Linked DNA regions of Homo sapiens: region 2 is linked to region 1. A link is a loop called in an ENCODE intact Hi-C map of the cell type or tissue named here. Cell type or tissue: PC-9. All regions are shown on one strand. Each heading gives the region's core, and the rest is flanking DNA. Links, peaks and the distances in the headings are about the cores only.

Region 1 (10,123 bases), core at 2,783-7,782:
CTTAGAGTGTCCTTTTCCCACAAGTGCCAGCTGCTAACTGCCTGGAGAAGGGCCACTGACCTTCCAAAGCCCAGTTCATTTTTTCTCCAAAGACTTCAAGTCTCTTCCTCCATTATGACCAGTGGCACTAGCTGTTCCTTTCTTTGATATCTCATTGCTCTTTATATGTACTGCTATTTAGCATATAATATGTTGGAAAGAGCACTATTTTTTAAGTTGGAAAAGTTCTGGATTGAATTCTAAATCCAAATCCTAGATTGACCTTTTATTAATGAGATAACATTGGTTATATTACTTAACCTCTTGTAATTTCAGTATTCTTGCTTGAAAAATAGACACTAATTTGGAGGGTTATTATGAAAAATAAATGAGAGAACAGAGTAAAATATCTAGCAGTAGTGACTGGTGTGGGAGATACCCACTAAATATTCCTTCCCTTTCTTCACAATCATGAAGGCTCTGATATTTACTCATCTCACATATTAGATTTGATCTCTTCCAAAGCAAGCCTCAATCTTATTCATTCACACATGTAAACTGCTTCCCATTTTGCTGAATTAAAGGACTGTCCCTAGTGGATCAATCAAAACACATTTTAAATATAGATATACATTTTTTAAATTTTAAATATATATTTGAGACGGAGTCTCACTCTATCACCCAGGCTTGAGTGCAGTGGTGCGATCTTGGCTCACTGCAAGCTCCACCTTCCAGGTTCATGCCATTCTCCTGCCTCAGCCTCCCAAGTAGCTGGGACTACCGGTGCCTGTAACCACGCCCAGCTAATTTTTTTTTGTATTTTTAGTAGAGATGGGGTTTCACTGTGTTAGCCTAGATGGTCTCGATCTTCTGACCTCATGATCCGCCCACCTTGGCCTCCCAAAGTGCTGGGATTACAGGCGTGAACCACCGCACCCGGCCACTATATATTTTTAATAGCACCTATTGTCAAAAGTTTCTTTGTTGCACTTAGCAAAATAGTCTAAAGACAGTTTGCAAGTCCATGTAAGTCATAATAAAATCCTACTTTAAAAATGGTTAATACCATCAATAAGTTACAAAGGGCCAATGGGTTTGATATGGGTGGCTTTATAGTGGGAATAACACAAACAAATTATTATTATTATTATATTATTATTTTGAGACAGGGCCTCGCTCTGTCGCCCATGCTAGAGTGCAGTGGCACGATCTTGGCTCACTACAAGCTCCCCCTCCTGGGTTTGCGCCATTCTCCTGCCTCAGCCTCCCAAGTAGCTGGGACTACAGGCACCCGCCACCACGCCCGGCTAATTTTTTTTGTATTTTTAGTAGAGACGGGGTTTTGCCATGTTAGCCAGGATGGTCTCGATCTCCTGACCTTGTGATCCGCCCGCCTCAGCCTCCCAAAGTGCTGGGATTACAGGCGTGAGCCACCGTGCCCGGCCAAACAAGTTATTTTTAATTGAAATTAAATTAATAAAAAAATTAAAAAATTATTTTTTAATTCCTTCTCATGTGAACACTAGGCACTGGGGACAGATATCTAGAGTCAGCCGAGACAGCCTTGAATGTGGTTAATTTCATATACTTATGGGAACCATTAAATCACAAGCCTGGAGACCGTTCCAGCGCTGTGTTAACTACAACTCTTTGGGTGTCTATTTATTTATATATAAGAGACGGGGTTGGGCTTTACTGAGCCATAGCATCTTTTTGTGCACTAACATGCTGGGATCTTTCTTCAGATGAGACAGAGTATGAGTACAGTGGAAGTGAGGAAGAAGAGGAGGAGAATGACTCAGGAGAGCCCAGGTATGAGAGCAAAAGCCAAGTCTTCTAATGTTCACATTCTGAATTGTGCTTGTGTGAAATTCACTTTCCTTTTGATTTATAGGTTCGTTTTTAAGAATCCACCAGGGTGGTCTTATTTAATTTATTGCCCATGAACATACTCATTAATTTGGGAAAATTTCCCTAGGCAGACCATTACGAAAATGTGGAAATCAGCATATTCTTTATCTTGTCCCCCAAGATTTATGGTCTCTATCGTAAGAGCTTGTTTTCTTACATATGTAACACGTAGAATGGGTAGAAGGCTAATTATCTGGGCAATGCAGGACTAAAAATACTTAAAACTGCAACTTTCTAGAGACCTAAGTGGTATTTTCGGACTTGCGTTATTCAGTTCGTTACTTCACACCTTTGAGAAGCCCATTCGGGTAGCCACTGTCCTTGTCACATGCCTTGGTATTTTCATTGCAGCCTAATCCAGGAGAAAGTGATTTTCAGAAAATCAAATTATATGTAGAGATGAACTCCAAACAAATACTTTTGGGCCATTCCTGTTGTCACCTGTTGGACCTCAGAATCCAGGGCTGTTTTATTGTCATGCCTACATTTTGAATTCCACTTGACTTTGATTCTGACTTTCTTCTAGTCTGTGTTTATAAGTAATTAAGGTTAGTGTGCTTGCACTGCCAGGATATCTCTTTGGTGAGCGAATTCAGCTTGTTGAGTCAAGGAGGGCAGGCCCACATCCCATGGTGCCATGCAGTATACATGTGAAGTAAGACTTGGGGGGAATTGCACAAGCAGAAGACTCATTGAGGTGTGGCCTCCCTCCTCAAGCCATCCAAGGAGTGGACCCTAATGCTCCAGAAGGATCAGTTCCTGTACCACTGAGGGAGAGCTTTCTGACCAGAAAAGGGGCCAGCTTAGCCACCACTGCTAGAATGAGCCAGATACCATGTGTTCTTTTTTTATGCTAACTCAGACCTACTGAGCTGGATTCTTGCTAAGCTTCTATAAGAAGATGGAACTGAGCTTTCAGAGCCATCCAGTTTTTCTCTCTTCACCTGCCACAGGATTCCTCAAGGTCAAAGACCGAATACTTCTTTCCTACCATCTGATACATAGCATGTTGGCCGTCCCCGGTTTAGCTGCATAAAGAAGATGACTGCCAAGTAGTGACATAGAAAATGAACATTCCTGAAAGGCAGAGGACCAAACGCCCTGCTTTCAGAGAAGTTGTACACCAGTGTTCAAAAGCTTACCCAAAAGGTTACTGTGTCAGCCTTCTGACCACTTTCTGTAGAACTGAGAAACCCTGTCTTTCTAACACTTGCTAAACTGCATATTAGGAGTCACTCAACGAGCCAGCCCAGCCGTACCTTAACACTTCCGTAATTATAACATGTCATTATATCATGCTGAAGATTATGTTCCAAGTCCTGTTGTTGTTGTTATTATACTTTAAGTCCAAGTCCTGTTTTTATGGACGTATCTAATTAATCTTCATGAAATCCTGAAAAATAGAAAAGGACAATGGTTATCTCATTTTAGAAATGAGGCGACAGCCTAAGGGTTGCACCCAGGTCACACACAGAGTTAATGGTTGAGTCACTAACACAGCTCAGATCTTCTGACATTGATTCAATATCAATTAATATTAATGGAGCATCCTCGTGTGCATGGGAGGCTGGGTTCCCAAGTCCCTCCCCTCTGCACAGGGCAAGTGGCCTGTGTAGATAAGCACCATCGTTTGGGGTTTTAGAGTTTGACACAAAGGCTCTAAGTTTTAGAGAAGGCTTGTGAGTAGACGCCAAGCATTGTCTATGGAACATCACGAACAAAGCCTTTTTATGTCTTTTCATGGCAGTATCTCACACAGCACACTAACTACTCTCCAAAACCGATCCTTGGTCCTCTTGTTAACTGCCACGAAACTTGCTCCTCCCTCAGCATTCCTCATTCCTGTTCTCGTTACCACCGTCACCCAGCCACCAAGACAGAACCTGCAAGTCATCCCTCACTCCACATGTCAGATCTGTCCACAGGCTTCGTGACCTCTATCCCCAAACGCTCCTTCCCTCCTCCACCCGCTCTGCTCTCGCCCTGGGTGGTGTCCCCACCCCAGAACCACTCTGCAGCAGCAGTCCGGCTTGCTGTGCTTGCCCCTGTACCCCTCGCTAGGTCATCCATTTAGCAGCCAAACCCATCTGCTCATGTTGCTCTTCTGCATAAAACCTTCCCGTGCCTGCATGGCTGTCGCGGCCCCGCACCTATCTCTCTGACCTCCTCTCATACCCTTCTCCCTCTCATTCACTCTGCTCTGGGAAGCCGGGCTGGTGTTCAGTTGCTCAAAAATAGGGTGCACCCCTGTTTTCCTCTCAGGCCTCTAAACCTGCTTTTCCCTCTGCCTGGAACGTTCTTCCTTCTTCATCAACTGCTTCCTTCCCAGAGAGGTCTTTCTGACCACCCATCTAAAGTAAGGCCTCAAAGCTTACCTCAGCTCCCAGCCACTGTCACTGAAACAATTACAATTTTAGTCTTCTATAGAGCCTATTAATACCTGAAATTATTTGTCTGTATGTGTGTCCCATAAGAAGATAACTTTAAAGGGAGAATTTATCTAGCAACTGCCGTATCCTTAGAGCTTACTACAGTGACTGCCACATAGCAGGTGCTCCGTAAATATGTGTTTAATAGATTTATTTCAAATGGAAGCTTCCAGAAAGATTAAAAGGGCTACGTTTGAATAAACAGAAGTCATTTCTTAGCTCCCTCTTAGGCTGCTGTGCAGAATCAAGGAGTCTGTAACATTTAGTTGTTCACCTGCGAGCAGGGCAGCCCAGGACCACCAGCGAAGTAGGTAGAACTTATTTATGTCCTCTCGATCTCTGTCGTATGCACACACATTCATGTACAACCACCATTTTACAGAAGACAAAACTGTTACCTAAACAGAATCTAGGAACCAATGAGCTGGGTTGAAGTCCTAGCTGCACCTGCTGTGGCCAGAGCCAAACCAAGCCCTTTAAGTGTGGTACAGTCAGGCAAACCCTGACTTGGACTCAGCAGGCTTGGGCTCAGATCCTGGCTCTGTGTTGACCTTGACTCAAGGGTTTTCCATCGCTAGTTCATCGTGGCTTCACAGGAGCAGCCTGGCCTCTGCCTCATGGGGTTTGGTGTGAGGGGGTGGTGTGGGTGAGGCCGATCTGTGCTTGTCTGAGTACCCTTGTTGCCCACCATTGTCCATTTTTATTGAAAATAATCCAGTCTGGGGCTCATGGCTTGCACACTGGCTAAAGTCTTTAAAAACAAATCTTTGCCACGTCCCAAGGATGAGGGAGTGGTGTGGACAGTCCTGGAGAAGGTGACAACTCTGAGAATGTGACATCCCTCTATGGATGGAGGCAGCATTTGTTGGCCACAGTCGTACTGAAAGGGAGGCAGGTCTCTTATCCTGATGCTGTTTCTTTGGGGTGAATGATTGAATTAGCGGAGGATCTAGGAGCCTGTGCTCTTCTTTCCCTGTGTGTGGGTGAATCATTTGTCCCGCTTTCCTCCTCCAAGGCCTCTTGGTAGCCATGGCCCCTGCCCCACGTGGGATCCTGATCACTCTCTCCTACCCACAGCTCCATCCTGAATCTGCCAGGGGAGTCGACGCTGCGGAGGGACTTTCTGAGGCTGCAGCTGGCCAACAAGGAGCGTTCTGAGGCCCTACGGAGGCAGCAGCTGGAGCAGCAGCAGCGGGAGAATGAGGAGCACAAGCGGCAGCTGCTGGCCGAGCGTCAGAAGCGCATCGAGGAGCAGAAAGAGCAGAGGCGGCGGCTGGAGGAGGTGAGGACCTGCTCGGGCCACCTCTGACCCCAAGCCTCTCAGTTGTGGTCACTCTCCAAGCATTCCCTGGGGGCCCACATCCCACCTGTGAGCACACAGAGCTTAGAGGCACAAAGGGGTTGACTGCAAGGGCAGATAAGTCCTGAATGCTCTTACAAACAAAAGGCTTCCCTTGCTTTTTGTGGTGGTGTGGTCATTTCAGAAAAGCAGGTGAAGGCCGTCACCCCTTCCTGTCTTGCCCATATATCACCTTCTCAGCACCTTCTCAGCTTTACTTAAAGTCACAGTCCCTCCCTCCAGCATGTCCTATTTCCCTGCCCTGCCTTATTACTTTTACACAGCCCTTAGCACCTTCAAATATAGTCTACATATACTTTTACATGCCTGAATGTCCCTACTGGAATTTAAGCTCCATCAGGACAAGGAGATTTTATCTCTTTTATTCCCTGATGTATCTCTAGCATGTCGTAGGTGCCTCATAAATATCTGTGGAATGAGTAATATATGAATGAATGGGTCAGTAGTTGAGAGGTGAAATATAGGTATTAACTAGATCACAGTGAATAAGCAGATAAGTGGAATTTCAAGTATGGAAGAGTAGGACCTGCCTATTGATGCTCTGAATGCTAGGAAGAATGTTTCACAGATCCTTTCCCAGACATCCCTTAGTACCCAGGGCCTGTCCTCCAGCCTGTGGGCAAGACCTGCCTTTAGCAGCAGATACTGCTTATCTGTGTGGGAAGCCATACTGCTAGCCACAGTTGGCTGCATGCCTTGTCCTGGGCCAGACTCTCACCTTGTGGTCTTACAGACATTTGTTAAAGCCTCCTTCCCAGAACTTTGCCCAGATATCTCAGGCCTCCTTCCTCTGCCAGATAAATCAAAGCCTCTAGACAATTAGGAAACCGAGAGAGCATATCTATTGGGGAAGTTGGGCAGCAGATGAAAGGCGCACTAACTGCACGGTAATGGGATAGTAATTTTACAGGTTTCCCGAACACCAGCTTGCTTCTCATTAACGGGCTTGCAGCAATTCACTTGCTTTGCCAGGTGGCCACTGAAGATTTAGAGGGTGGTGAATTGCAGTCACCAGCAGCAGATTGCTTTTTAAATGGTACATCAAGGTCCAGCCTCCCTGGTTTAAATCAGTAAGGGCCTCAGTTCCAGTTTGCAGCAAATCCCATCAACCTCATTATGTCCTTCAAATATCAGTATCAGACCAGCAACAATAATACCCAATGGTTACAATTATTGAGTGATTTTAGTAATGTCAAGTACCAGGCAGGATGCTTTGCTTATAGCCACTATCTCATCTACTATCATTATCTCTTTTCCTGTATTGATTATCTCTCATGCAAAACTCATAATCCCCATTTAACAAAGAAGAAACTGAGGTTCAGGGAGGGAAGTAATTGGTCCCATGTTGCAGGGTACTGTGTTTAGTACTTTACACGAATTGTCTCATTTAATCCTCACAATAATCTCCAGTCTAAAGATAATGCAGCTGAGTCTTAGAGAGGTTAATAACTTGTTAAAGGTTGAGAAGAAAACCGGGTTTCAGATCCAGGGGATTGGCCTGCAGAGCCTAAGCACCAAGTCACTGCATGTGTTCTGTGTCTCCACTGATAAGTCAAAGTTGGTATGCTTTTCCACATCCCTCATCTGGCCTCTATGTCTATAGTCTTTTATCCTGAACATTTAAGGAGTTCTGCGCAAGGGCACAGAATCTGTGGCCAACAGATGCTCGCCTTTGACCTGGGTTCTGTCTCACGCTCCCAGTCAGAGCTATTGCCAAGGCCTCCTTTGTGTCTCTTCTCTTGTGGCATTTGCTTGAACCTCTACCATGGAGCAAGTCAGAGTTCAGCTCACTGAGGCATGTGCAGCCAGAGACACACCCTGTCAATCCTGGCTTGCACAGAAGACGTCAGCCAGCATGCATGAGGGCACAAGCCTTTTGCTGTATGTACCAATGGGCATGAGCCTTGGCTCCATACCAGAAGCAGGAATGCTTCTGGCCACAGAGCATTGATAGATTATTCCAGCTTTCTCTTTTGATCCTTCATCTTATTCTATAGCGCAGTGGAGAAGAACAAGGAATACTAAGTACTCAGAGAGCTGTAAATTCTGAACCCCTTAGTCATGACATTCTCTCCCACCAGGAACTCTTCTGCTGTGTCCTGCTCCTGCCAGGTCCCCTTCTATGTCTGCTTCCCTGGCCTTTGGTGACCACTTGTGTTTCTGGTGTCCTGAGTAGGAACTTGGACTACATTGTCATATAGAAACTGTTAAAGCCCATAGTTCAGCTTGAGTATTTCACTGCGAGTCATTTTTCCTTTTGTAGGAAAAACATTCCCACTTAGCTACCCCTTTGGTCACACAGGACTATGTAGCTTGTAGCTTTTGTATTTTGTGATCTCAAATGTCACCTCCCACCAGAGGGTTTCTAAGGAAGCCCTGCATGTCCTTTACTATTTATGAGTAACCATGTGGATTTGGCTAAGCTCTAAATCAGTGTCTGTATATTCTTAGAAGGACTTTGAATATACACTGAATGTTGTCACTGATCAGCTTTATGAAAAGGACGTGGCTTCAGGCCAATTAAATGGTGGAGAGAAGACTCAGCTTTTGACCATTGTTGAAGTACAACCTATAACAAAGTTCCAGGAACTTGATTAAACCCAGCTAAAGTGAATGAGTCCATCAATGGTGAGAAAAAGTACAAGGAGGACCTCTTCTAGTTTTACTCAGCTCAATAAAAATTTCTATTACTTGGCATAAACAAAATACATCTTGTTTTATTCTGTATCATGGAGTTAGGATCCAAGAATAATGGGAGCCTTCAGGGGTCAAGGCTTCTACTCTGGTAATCTTGAGCAAGTTTGTGGTGATGTTTGATTCTGCTCAAGAGTTCTGAAATGATATTAGTGATTTATATATGTGTTTCAAATTGCTGAGCACATTCTATACTTTCATTTTGGGGAGCGTGCCTGTAAGTCACAGGAATGAATCAAATAGACCCCAGAAGCACCTGCTCCCTGGTAGTATGTTTTATTCTTTCAAGACTCTTTCAGGACACCAACATTCTCATGTAGTGCCCTTCAAGACCATCCTAACATTGTCCAGTTATAAAAATAACCAGTTCTATCTGGCCAAAAAATATACACTTTGGCTCCATCCCATGAATTTTTTTTTTTTTTTTTGAAGAGATATCACCTGTATCTTATTGGCCAGTAATCATGGAGCATTAATGTACAAAGTAAGAACCTGGCAGCCTAAAAATGTCAGCCCTCTCTAAGCCTCTAACTTTTTATTGTGACTGAGGCTTTCAAGGATGTTAGACTCAATTGTTGTTGTTGTTTTTAAGCATGAGGTTTTTAAGCATAAGGTTGAATTAAAACCTTTTCCTGGGGTCTGTAGGTCATCATTTGACAAATATTCAGTGAACACCTCTGTTGTGTGGGCACCATGTTAGACACTAGAAATACAGTCTCCCATTGTGACGATTAGATCTGTGAGGGAAACAGGCACTAAGCAAATAATCAGCCAAGTAATCATTTATCATCACAGCAATGACTGCCGTGGTGGAGGAGAGTGGCATGCTAAAAGAGCGTGCCACAGGGTGGGAGCCTCACCTGGCTTGGTCAGAGTCCCGCTACAGGAGGGAGTGGGGCACGGAGAGATACCAGGCAGGGAAGCCATGGCACAGTCATGCAGGGCTTTGTAGACCATGTTGATTACTTTTGAATTTTATTCTAAGAAGAGTGGGAAACCATTGATGTGTCTTCACTAAGGGAACAGAATCAGATCTGCCTTTTTCAAATGAAACTTGGGCTGCTGCAGTTGGTGCTGGAAAGAAGCAAGAGTAAATGGAGGAGACAAGTTAGTCTAGGCCAGAGAGTGTGATGCTTTGGACAGATGATGGTGGAGTGGGGATTGAGAAAAGTGGACACATTTGAGACAAATGTAGCCTGTGGACCATGCAGGATGTGCAAGTTGATTAGACATCAGGGATGAGGAAGAGCAGCCAACAGTAATAGTAGTAGTACAATCCATGCAGTTGGATTATGGTAGAGATGGCCATAGAAGAGGGGTCAAAAATAAGAAAAATAGGAATTATTGGTTTGTGGTAATAAAAGTACACATGAGAAGAGAGTGTAGGCCTGAGCTCTAAGAACTCAGAATAGACAAGGAAGAGACAGCAGAGAAATTTGATAAGGAAGTGGAAGGAACACCTGGAGAGTTTGATGCTATAGAAGCAAAGATTTAGTATGCAAGCATAAGGATGGAGTTAAAGGGGCCAGCTCTGCAGAATGCTGCTCAGAGGTCAGGAAGACAATAGCATCTTTTGGTTTCAAATGACAAAGAGGATATTTAAAACATAGTTTTGGCCGGGCGCAGTGGCTCACGCCCACTGTAATCCCAGCATTTTGGGAGGCCGAGGCAGGTGGATCACGAGATCAGGAGATCAAGACCATCCTGGATAACACGGTGAAACCCCGTCTCTACTAAAAATACAAAAAAA
Region 2 (10,123 bases), core at 2,841-7,840, 100 kb after region 1:
AATCTAGAGTCATTGAAACAAATCATAAGAAAACAATATTAATGCAGTCTTGTTTACAGTATGTACAGTGACATAACATAGAACATGAGCTTTTCTGGTGCCAACAACAATAAAACACACGTTAAACATCAAGCCATGCCTTTTATATTTTTGTACTAATATTTTACACTGAGTACAAGGCAAATCCAAATTTAAATGGGCCCCCCAGAAATCTGTGCTCTTTAAAAGACAGATATTTAAAGAATTCACTGAAGCTTTTATCTTCAAAAATAAATTTTCCTCCAGCAAGACAGACCCCAGCCCTGACATAAGGAGGCCTAGAACATGCAGAATACGTCAGAATGGTGTCCTTGTGGCTCATCCAAACTTTCTGAATTGCCTTAATTCTTTTTGGGGGTAGGGGAGGAACGGTTGCTTTTCATCCATTTTTATAGCATCTCAACAAAAAAAATCTTCAGTTCTGATCTTTTTATAGGTGATTTTGTCTCTAGAAATTGGCTCATTTTATTTTTATTTTCCTACAAAGAGAAACTGGAGAAACTGAGCCCTCCCCTCAGAGTAAGTTTCACTAGATCTGCCAGTTCTTACTGCTCTAAATTAATAATCATCCAGTAAAATCTACTGAGCCTGCCCACACCATAGTCTGGGTCTGGGGTCTGGCAGGTGACCATCATTCCTGGGTGCCAGTCAAAGATACTGTAGCATGGATTCCTGCATCCAGTGGTGGTAGGAATGGATGACCAGTGAAGTTCCTTCAAATAATGAGGCTCTTCCCCCTGCCAGTTCCAGCCAGACCACTGTCATAACACACAATGCAAATGAAGACAGCCTTCACTAAGTTCCACATAAAATTGAACAGCTCTATTTTAGATAGATCTCATTATTTTTCTTGGAGACTTCTAAACAATCCTTCAAGAAGACCTAGAACTATTATTTTTATTAAACAGGGTATATTAAGTTATGGGTGAAATCTCACAAGGTCACCTGGACAGGGGCTCCATTTTTCTAACACTTTGACATTGTTTTCTAGGGTGCACTCCTAATATACTTTGCATCAAGTACATGTTTTTTAAAAACACCTTAGTTCCTGGTTGTCAAAACCTACTAACAATTTTTGTCTGTTCTTGTGACTCATTGGTAATTGGTGTCTCTGGTCCCTCCTGTCCAGTAGATTATTAGAAAGATGTGAAATTCCAGCCAGAACCATTTTGGTTTTATCCACTGCCAGGAAAGGAAGGGGCTAAAGTCTCACATTCCACGAAGCTTTTAAAAAAATGCTTTCCCTACTACTATGTGTACCAGTTCCCGTCACTGTATTCTTGAAACGTGGAAGAGCTCTTTGTGTTAACAGTGTGTGCTGTCTTTGAAAGTCTGCTTGAACAGGCATCACTTGCATTTGTGCTGATTGCTTTAAGATGTAAGATGTGCTACATTATTTTTAAGAAAAAAAATAGTTATTGATAAAACTTTTAATTTTAACCTACTGCAGGAAAACATGAGAAAATCCACAGCATGCTGATAACAATTCTGAATGATGCTACTATGCTCTTTATATTCCAGAATCACCACTGGTACCATGTTCTGATCATTTCAACAGTCTCTAACTTGTTAGTTACCTTTTAGTTCATTCTTCAAAATTTAAATCTAACCAAATCAAGCAAAACATAACCAACCAACCAAAAACTGACCTCCCCTGAGACTACATAGTTGTAACATAAATCTAAAATCCAAAAGTCTAAATTTGATTTAATTTACCTGCTAATATTTCTCATAAATGCCACTATATCTCCTTGGTCACTATATATCAGGAACCCTAAAGTAAGCTGTCCTTTCATGGATCTTAAATAAATTGGGTGTAAAATTGATCACTTTTCAGGAGTCCCAGCAAAGAAGAAAACCTCTTGAGAATTTGCAAGTTCAAAACTGACAATTTGTATATTCCTACCAAACATTTTCTAGGTTGTTTTTATTTCTACACCATTATTCTGGGAATTCTTCCATTGATAACTAGAATATTCAACAGTTTGCTTAGCATTAAACAGTGTGAGATCATAACCCTGTGCTTTGGACTTTATTCTTCTAGACCTGCCATTCCAGGAAGTGCCAGAATATACCAAAATAAAAATCCCCATAAAAGCATTTTTAAACAAAAATCCCTGGGTAATGTTTGAGTTATTTTAAATCTAGATCAAAATCTTGGATTCTTCTGAGTCCATGATGACAAATGTTTGGATGAAAAGTAGAAAATACAGTTAAAAATAAAAATGTCCTAAAGTTTACAGATTTTTGAGTTTGTGTACATATCTTCAAACTCACTCCTTGCATGATAGGGTTTGGTTTTAATGGTTTATTTTTATCAGCACCAAGTTGCATTGCACTATTGAGGCTGAGCAAATGCTGGTGGAAAGGTGAGTTTTCATTTCTGGCAATGGATCATTATTTGTACACTGTAAATATCATGCCCAGCTACCCCTTTCCCTTATCTCTTCCCCTGGGATAAATGTTAAGGAATAGTAATACTTATTATGGTATGTTTAAGAAACCTTGGACATTACCCTGAATCAAAACTTCAAATGTTAGGTGGCAGCAGGAAACAAAAGATTACAGCTTGAATGAAATTTTAAAATTGAATGTTGTAAAACTATTTTTGAACGTTTTAGCTGCCTTATTTATGTTAATATAACTGTAGAGAGATGCCAAATGTATAATATCAGAAGGGAAAACTACGATTTTGCTGTGCCTACAATTGTTTACATTTTTTAAATCTCCAGTTTTCAAAAGTATTTTAAATTGTCAAACATTTGCTAAAACTGGATTATAACCTCACCTGAGAATGAGAGAAGAAAATCTTCCTGGCATATTTTCCAGTCTGAAACTTTTGGTTACTTTCAGGTATTTTTTTTCTTGCATACAAAAATCATTGAGAAAGTACTTTCTACAGTTATTCTAAGCAGTCATTAAAAATGCTTTGATAGGTTTCCCCACATGGTAACTACCATGTCCTGGAATATAATATGCTATCTTTGTCAAAATATGAATAATAAAACATTAATCGTAGGATGCCTCCTTGTTCCTCATTGCCACTTCCAAACTATTCTCCTTTCCTCCTCCTGAACACTCATTGTTTTGAAGCTGTTGACATCAGCCTCCCAAGTCCCTACATTACCCTCTTTTACTCCTTCTCATTGCTCAAGAATTTTAGGTTTTGGCTCACTGTTGCTCTCTTTACCACCACCCTGTCATCATTCTTGATTATTTCAATATCCACTTAAGACAGTCCTACAAATACCCTGGCTTCTTGGTTCCCTGATCTTGACCAGTGAAACTTATCATTGCTAATTACTACATCAGCTCCTTAAGTGATAGCAGACAATTCTTATTTGCTCTAGGTAAATCCCATTCAACCTCACCAAATAAAGATCATTGCCCCAGAAACCGAATCCTCTCTTCTGCATCCCCTATTCTATTTCACTGTATTTTGAGTTTAATTGTATTCTGCAGTGTATCTCGCTGTGTTCTGTATGCTGCAGTATCTCCGGTCTTCAACACCCTCCTTGGCCCCATTACCCTGTCTAACTGAAACGGCCCAATAGTCCCATAGACAGTTGTTTTTGGATAAACATAGAAACTGACCCTTTTGCTGTTAAAGCTTGAAACTTGTATTTGTTTTCCTTCAGGCCTCTCAAAAAAGTATCAAAGAACTGGAACTCAACAGATCATAGCACCAGATGCCTTCTTGCCCCTCCTTAGTTCCTGTTTTCTTACACATTGTTACATTTCTTCCCTGCTATATAAATGCCTAGTTTTGGTCAGTCAGGGAGATGGATTTGAGACTAAGCTCCCATCTCCTTGGCCGCAGCACCCGACCAAACCAAAGCCTACTTTCTTGGCAATACTTGTCATCTCAGTGATTGGCTTTCTGTGTGGCAAGCAGCAGGACCTAGACCAAACCTAGTGTTTCGGTAACGTAACTACCATCTTATTTATCTGTTTCTCTTCACAGAAAAACTCTCTAGGGGGAACTGTGTATACTTACTGTCCTAAATTTCTCTCCTCCCTTGGTCTTTTGAACCAACTCAAATCAGGCTTTCATCTCTACCACAGCAGCTCTTGCTAAGGACACCAGCGACCTCCATGCTTTCAAATGCAATGGTTAGGTCTCTGGCTTCATGCTGCTTGAGTTATCTGCAGTCTTTGACATAGTTAATAATTACTTCCTTCTTGAAATGCTTTCTCAGTTCTGGGGCATCTTTCTCATGTTCTCTCACCTTCCTGGCCACTGCTTCTCAATCTCCTTGGCTGACTTCTTGGAGTGCCCCAGTCCTAGGCATCCCCCTCTAAGTGATCTCTCCCAGTCCTGGGGCTTTAAAAACTATACACTTACAACACCCACATTTTAATCTCCAGACCCAACCTCTTCCCTGAATGCCAAATAAAACTGGCATACAATTTAACTAATTTCCTATGAAGCACCTTCATTTGGATGTGTCATTGGCATCTCAAACTTGACATGTTCACCAATCAATACACAGTATTCCTCTTATTCATGGTTTCATTTTCCTTGGTTTTAGTTACCTGCGATTATCTGCAGTCTAAAAATATTAAATTGAAAATTCCAGAAATAATTCCTAAGTTTTAAATTGTGCACCGTTATGAATAGTGTAATGCAGTCTTGCTCCATCCTGCTACACCCCACTCAGGACATGAATCATCCCTTTGTCCAGCGTATCGATGCTGTAAACATCACCTTCCCCTTAGTCACTTTGTAGCCATCTTGGTTATCAGATAGACTGTCATGGTATCACAGTGCGTGTGTTCAAGTAACCCTTATTTTACTTAATGGCCCCAAAGTGCAAGAGTACTGTGCCTAATTTATACATTAAACTTTATCAGAAGTATGTATAGATAGGAAAAAAAATAGTATGTATAGGGTTCAGTATTATCCACAGTTTCTGGCATCCACAGTGGGTCTTCAAACTCCCCCTCAGATAAGGGGGTACTACTGAACTCCCATTGCAATCCTCCCTGTGCCAGTAAATGGCAGCTCTATTCCTTCACACCAGAAAATCTCGTTATCCTTTATTTTTCACTTTCACATACCACATCGAATCCATTTCTTTTTTAATCCTGTTTTCCCTAGTTTCAGAATATATCCACAATCCACTCTGGGTCCAAGCCACTTCTTGCCTGATATGATGGTGTTAAAACATATTCCAGGTTATGCTACTTTTCTGCTAGTCCCTCAATGCCTTCCCATCTCACCTGGAATGTCAACATCCTTACAGTGGCCTAGAAGGGCATTGTGATAATCTGTCCTACTTTTGGCCCCACCTCAGCCGCCACTGCCACTTCTCTGACCTCATCTATTTCTTTTGTCACTTTGCTAAAGTCACACTGGCCTCCTTCCTTCACCCAGAACACCCTCAAAGCATGTTCTGTCTCAGAGTCTTTGTCCTTGCTGTCTCTCAGTCTCAAAACTTCCCCCATATGCCTACATAGCTGACTCCCTCCCTTCAGGTCTCTGTACAAATATTCCTGTACTGTCAGAGACCTGTGTCAAATAACTTCTCATCCCCCCACTCATTTTCTGCTTCATTGCCTTTCACAGTACTTATCACCATATACTTTGCTTACTGGTCCGTCTCCAGTGCTTTGAAGAATGCTTGGCAAATATTAGTCACTCAGTAAATATCTGTTGGATGAAAGAATGAATGAAAATAATAACAGAGCTTTGGAATTTTTTAAAGGGTAAAAAACTATATGATTAATTTCAGTTTCAAAAAAAAAAAAACACTGTCTCCAAAGTTTATATCATAAAAGCATAGGTTTTATGTCATATAGAAAATAGAAAACCCTACAGATTTTCTTTCCTGGAAGGCTATTGTGGATGGAAGACACCGGGCTATGACCCTGGCTATACTTTCTTGCTCCATGAATCATCCTAACAGGCCAAGTTGCAGGAACGTAAGAAGGGCTGTCATATAGAACCATGAGAAAAGCAGTATTTCAAAACTCTTACATTTTTACAGATAATGATCCATTTTAAGCTATTGGCATTGCAATAAATGCAGTTATTGGATGTGGGTGGGGATTCTGAATTTTGTTTTCTGGTCTAAATGTTTAAAAAAACAATTTTTTTTTTCTGAAACAAGAAATAAACAACAGTGAAAGTATCCTCCTGCCAAATGCAGCTTGAAGACAGCCTAATGACATTTGGGTCTTAACAATCTTCCAAGGACAACAATTCTGCCTCCCTGGGAAGCCTCTAACATCTGTATATATTCAGCTCCACTGAATGTTGCATGAAGTTTCATTGTAGAAAATTGACACATGCCTTCTGATTAATCTGTTGTTTCACTCAGTCTTGTAAAGGGCACACCCTGTAGTTTCCATTTGTTCAATCATGTATTTTCCTGCTCACTTAATAAATCTTTTTAAAAAATAAAGAAGGAAGATAACAAAATGATGTCATATGAAGCAATATAACAGTGAAAGAATTTTTTTTTTGGTCCTCATTACTTTTTGTGTCTTTTCACAAATCTGTTGAGATTAAGGATAGTGTGTAATTCATGCTAAATAGCTAGGATCAAGGTCTTCACCTTTCCAGGACCAAAAGCATTTTGGAGTTCCATGGTGCTTAGTTACAGATTCCTGAGGTCCTGTTGAAAAATGCAGGACATTAGTTTCAGGGATAGATGGAAAATATGAAAAAGATGCTAAGAAATGGGACAAGGTGTCACAGTCATTGTGAACAATCTAGATTATCACAAACTCCAGTTAAGATACAAAAACATTTTCAAAGTGAGTTCTCTATATGTGAAAAAAAATATTTTAGGGTGTTGGTTTTCTTTAAAATTGTAACTCAACAGCTTAAATACATGTTTTTATATTTTCATAAGCAACTAAATCCATGTTCTATGACAATAACAATTTGATATAGGGTTATCTCCCTCCAAAAATTAGTCATCTTCATGTCCAAAGTTCAATGTTAATTTACCCATAGTCATGAGGGCAGGGATCAGCAGCATCACGGTCTGATGAACATTTTCAGCACTGTACCCAGTGCTCCATGGATCTCAGGTTATCTTTTATTATTAAACCCATTTAATAAGAGAGATGGCAGTTGAAAAATTGAAGGATTTAGAGCTAGAAGGCATCACTGGAGCAGAAAGAAACAGCATAGCCTTCAGGTCAACTTGATACTCTTCCCCCATCTCATTCCTTCTCACTAGAATAGCCACATTCATAATTGGAAGCCTAGCCAGCTCAGGCCAAAGTTATCATTAGTCCAAGGAAAAATGACCAAAAAGGACAGCATAGTGAGTTTTGTATAAAAGCTCATTTAAAGATCGTCTTATTTGGAGATGGTGTGCCCTCATTTTAGTGTTACAATGTATTTGAGAGCTGATGCTGATAATAAATGGCTATTTTATTAAATGCTCTAGTTTGGCAAAATTAAAAGTTGACAGTTTTGTTGTTCTTCACAAGATTTGGGGTTGAGTGGGTGTATTATTAGTCCATTTCATTACTACTGATAAAGACATACCCGAGACCGGACAATTTACAAAAGAAAGAGGTTTATTGGACTTACAGTTCCACGTGGCTGGGGAGGCCTCACAATCATGGTGCAAGGTGAAAGGCACGTCTCACATGGCAACAGACAAGAGAAGAGAGCTTGTGCAGGGAAACTCCCATTTTTAAAAGCATCAGATTTTGAGAGACTTACTATCACGAGAACAGCACAGGAAAGACCTGCCCTCACGATTCATTCCCTTCCCACCAGGTCCCTTCCAGGACACATAGGAATTCAAGATGAAATCTGGGTGGGGACACAGCCAAACCATATCATTCTGCACCAGGCCCTTCCCAAATCTCATGTCCTCACATTTCAAAACAAATCATGCCTTCCCAACAGTTCCCCAAAGTCTTAAGTCAGCATTAACTCAAAAGTCCACAGTCCAAAGTCTCATGTGAAACAAGGCAAGTCCCTTCCACCTATGAGCCTGTAAAATCAAAAGCAAGTTAGTTACTTCCTAGATGCAATGGGGGTACAGGCATTGGGTAAATACAGTCATTCCAAATGGGAGAAATTGACCAAAACAAAGGGGCTACAGGTCCCATGCAAGTCCAAAACCCAGCAGGGCAGTCAAATCTTAAAGCTCCAAAATGATGTCATTTGACTCCATGTCTCACAACCAGGTCATGCTGATGCAAGAGGTGGGTTCCCATGATCTTAGGCAGCTCCACTCCTGTAGTTGTGCAGGGTCCAGCCTCCCTCCCAGCTGCTTTCATGGGCTGGCATTGAGTGTCTGTGGCTTTTCCAGGCGCACAGTGCAATCTATTGGTTGATCTACCATTCTGGGGTCTGGAGGATGGTGGCCCTCTTCTCACAGCTCCACTAGGTGGTGCCCCAGTAAGGACTCTGTGGGGGCTCTGACCCCACATTTCCCTCCCACGCTGCCCTAGCAGAGGTTCTCCATGACAGCCGCACCCCTGCAGCAAACTTCTGCCTGGGCATCCAGGTGTTTCCTTATATCCTCTGAAATCTAGGTGGATTTCAAACCTCAACTGTTGACTTCTGTGTGCCCACAGGCTCAACACCACATGGAAGCTGCCAAGGCTTGGGGCTTCCAACCTCTGAAGTAACAGCCCAAGCTGTACTTTGGCCTCTTTTAGTCACAAGACGAAGGGCACCAAGTCCCTAGACTGCACACAGCAGAGGGACCCTTGGCCTGGCCCACAAAACTATATTTTCCTCCTAAATCTCTGGGCCTGTGATAAGAAGGGCTGCCCCAAAGGTCTCTGACATGCCCTGGAGACATTTTCCCCATTGTCTTGGGGATTGACATTTGGCTTCTCATTACTTAGGCAAATTTCTGCAGCGGGCTTGAATTTCTCCTCAGAAAATGGGATTTTCTTTTCTATTGCATTGTCAGGCTGCAAATTTTCTGAACATCTATGCTCTGTTTCCTTTTAAAACTCAATGCCTTTAACAGCACCCATGTCATCTCTTGAATGCTTTGCTGCTTAGCCAAATACCCTAAATCATCTCAGTCAAATTCAAAGTTCCACAAATCTCTAGGACAGGGGCAAAATGCTGCCAGTCTCTTTGCTAAAACAACAAGTCACCTTTGTTCCAGTTCCCAACAAGTTCCTCATCTCCATCTGAGACCACCTCAGCCTGGATTTCATTGTCCATATCATTATCAGCATTTTGGTCAAAGCCATTCAACAAGTATCTAGGAAGTTCCAAACTTTCCCACATGTTCCTGTCTTCTGAGCCCCTCCAAACTGTGCCAACCTCTGCCTGTTACCCAATTCCAAACTCACTTCCACATTTTGGGGTATCTTTTCAGCAGTACCCCACTCTACTGGTACCAATTTATTCTATTAGTCCATTTTTACGCTGCTGATAAAGACATACACAAGACTGGGCAATTTACAAAAGAAAGAAGTTTATTGGACTTACAGTTCCAGATGGCTAGGGAGGCCTCACAATCATAGCAGAAGGCAAAAGGCACATCTCACGTGGCAGCAGACAAGAGAAGAGAGCTTGTGCAGGGAAACTCCCATTTTAAAACCATCAGATTTTGTGAGACTTATTCACTATCAAAAGAACAGTACAAAAAAGACCTGTCCCCATGATTCAATCACCTCCCATCAGGTCCCTCCCACAACACATGGGAATTCAAGATGAGACTTGGGTGGGGACACAGCCAAACCATATCAGTGGTGGAGACTTCAGTTTTCTTGTTGAAATTTTTCCTAGCTAGTAACATCTAAAAATATATGGTAACAACTGCTGTAGAGAACTTTTACAAAAGTCCAGACCTTATTTCAGTATAGAAATATACTGCCCATCTCAAAAATTGATAGGAAAAAACCCAAGAGCATCACCCAGCACTGGAAACAAAGCAGACACCCTGCCTAATGTCCATGATTTATATTTATTTTGCTGGCTTCATCAAGTAAGTGGAATTTAAGAAAGCTCTATAGGCTTTAGTGCCATCACAGTGGATATGCTGTGAAACAGACGACACAGCGAAACTCAGAAGTCATAAGCTAACTGCATCCTAGTCACCTCATTTACCAAAAGAATTCATTCCCAATTTTTAAAAGTATG

The links. Peaks named below come from ENCODE experiments on the same cell type or tissue, not always from the same donor. Only the 100,000 strongest peaks of a DNase experiment are listed, where the experiment ranks them.
Region 2: it touches region 1 in a loop (9-fold over the local background); 11 of 110 quality-filtered maps call a loop at or near these places.

What each region holds. Positions count from the first base shown.
Region 1 is chr3:171,152,938-171,163,060 of GRCh38, reverse strand. It overlaps TNIK (TRAF2 and NCK interacting kinase), which reads left to right. Exons shown (of 33, transcript NM_015028.4): 11 at 1,725-1,791; 12 at 5,397-5,601. LOC105374216 (a long non-coding RNA gene) reads right to left here. Exons shown (of 5, transcript XR_007096163.1): 5 at 1,899-3,283. Among named protein-coding and RNA genes, the nearest start is that of MIR569, 51 kb to the right of the region's middle. RefSeq lists an enhancer at 3,627-3,921 and a silencer at 5,347-5,641. In PC-9, for the core only: a CTCF peak has its summit at 5,519; a DNase peak (open chromatin) is centred at 6,160; H3K4me3 peaks cover 1,142 bases; H3K27ac peaks cover 4,062 bases.
Region 2 is chr3:171,051,348-171,061,470 of GRCh38, reverse strand. TNIK (TRAF2 and NCK interacting kinase) reads left to right here. Exons shown (of 33, transcript NM_015028.4): 33 at 1-3,057. Among named protein-coding and RNA genes, the nearest start is that of SLC2A2, 30 kb to the right of the region's middle. In PC-9, for the core only: no CTCF peak of the experiment used is centred there; DNase peaks (open chromatin) are centred at 4,730 and 5,590; H3K4me3 peaks cover 983 bases; H3K27ac peaks cover 3,344 bases.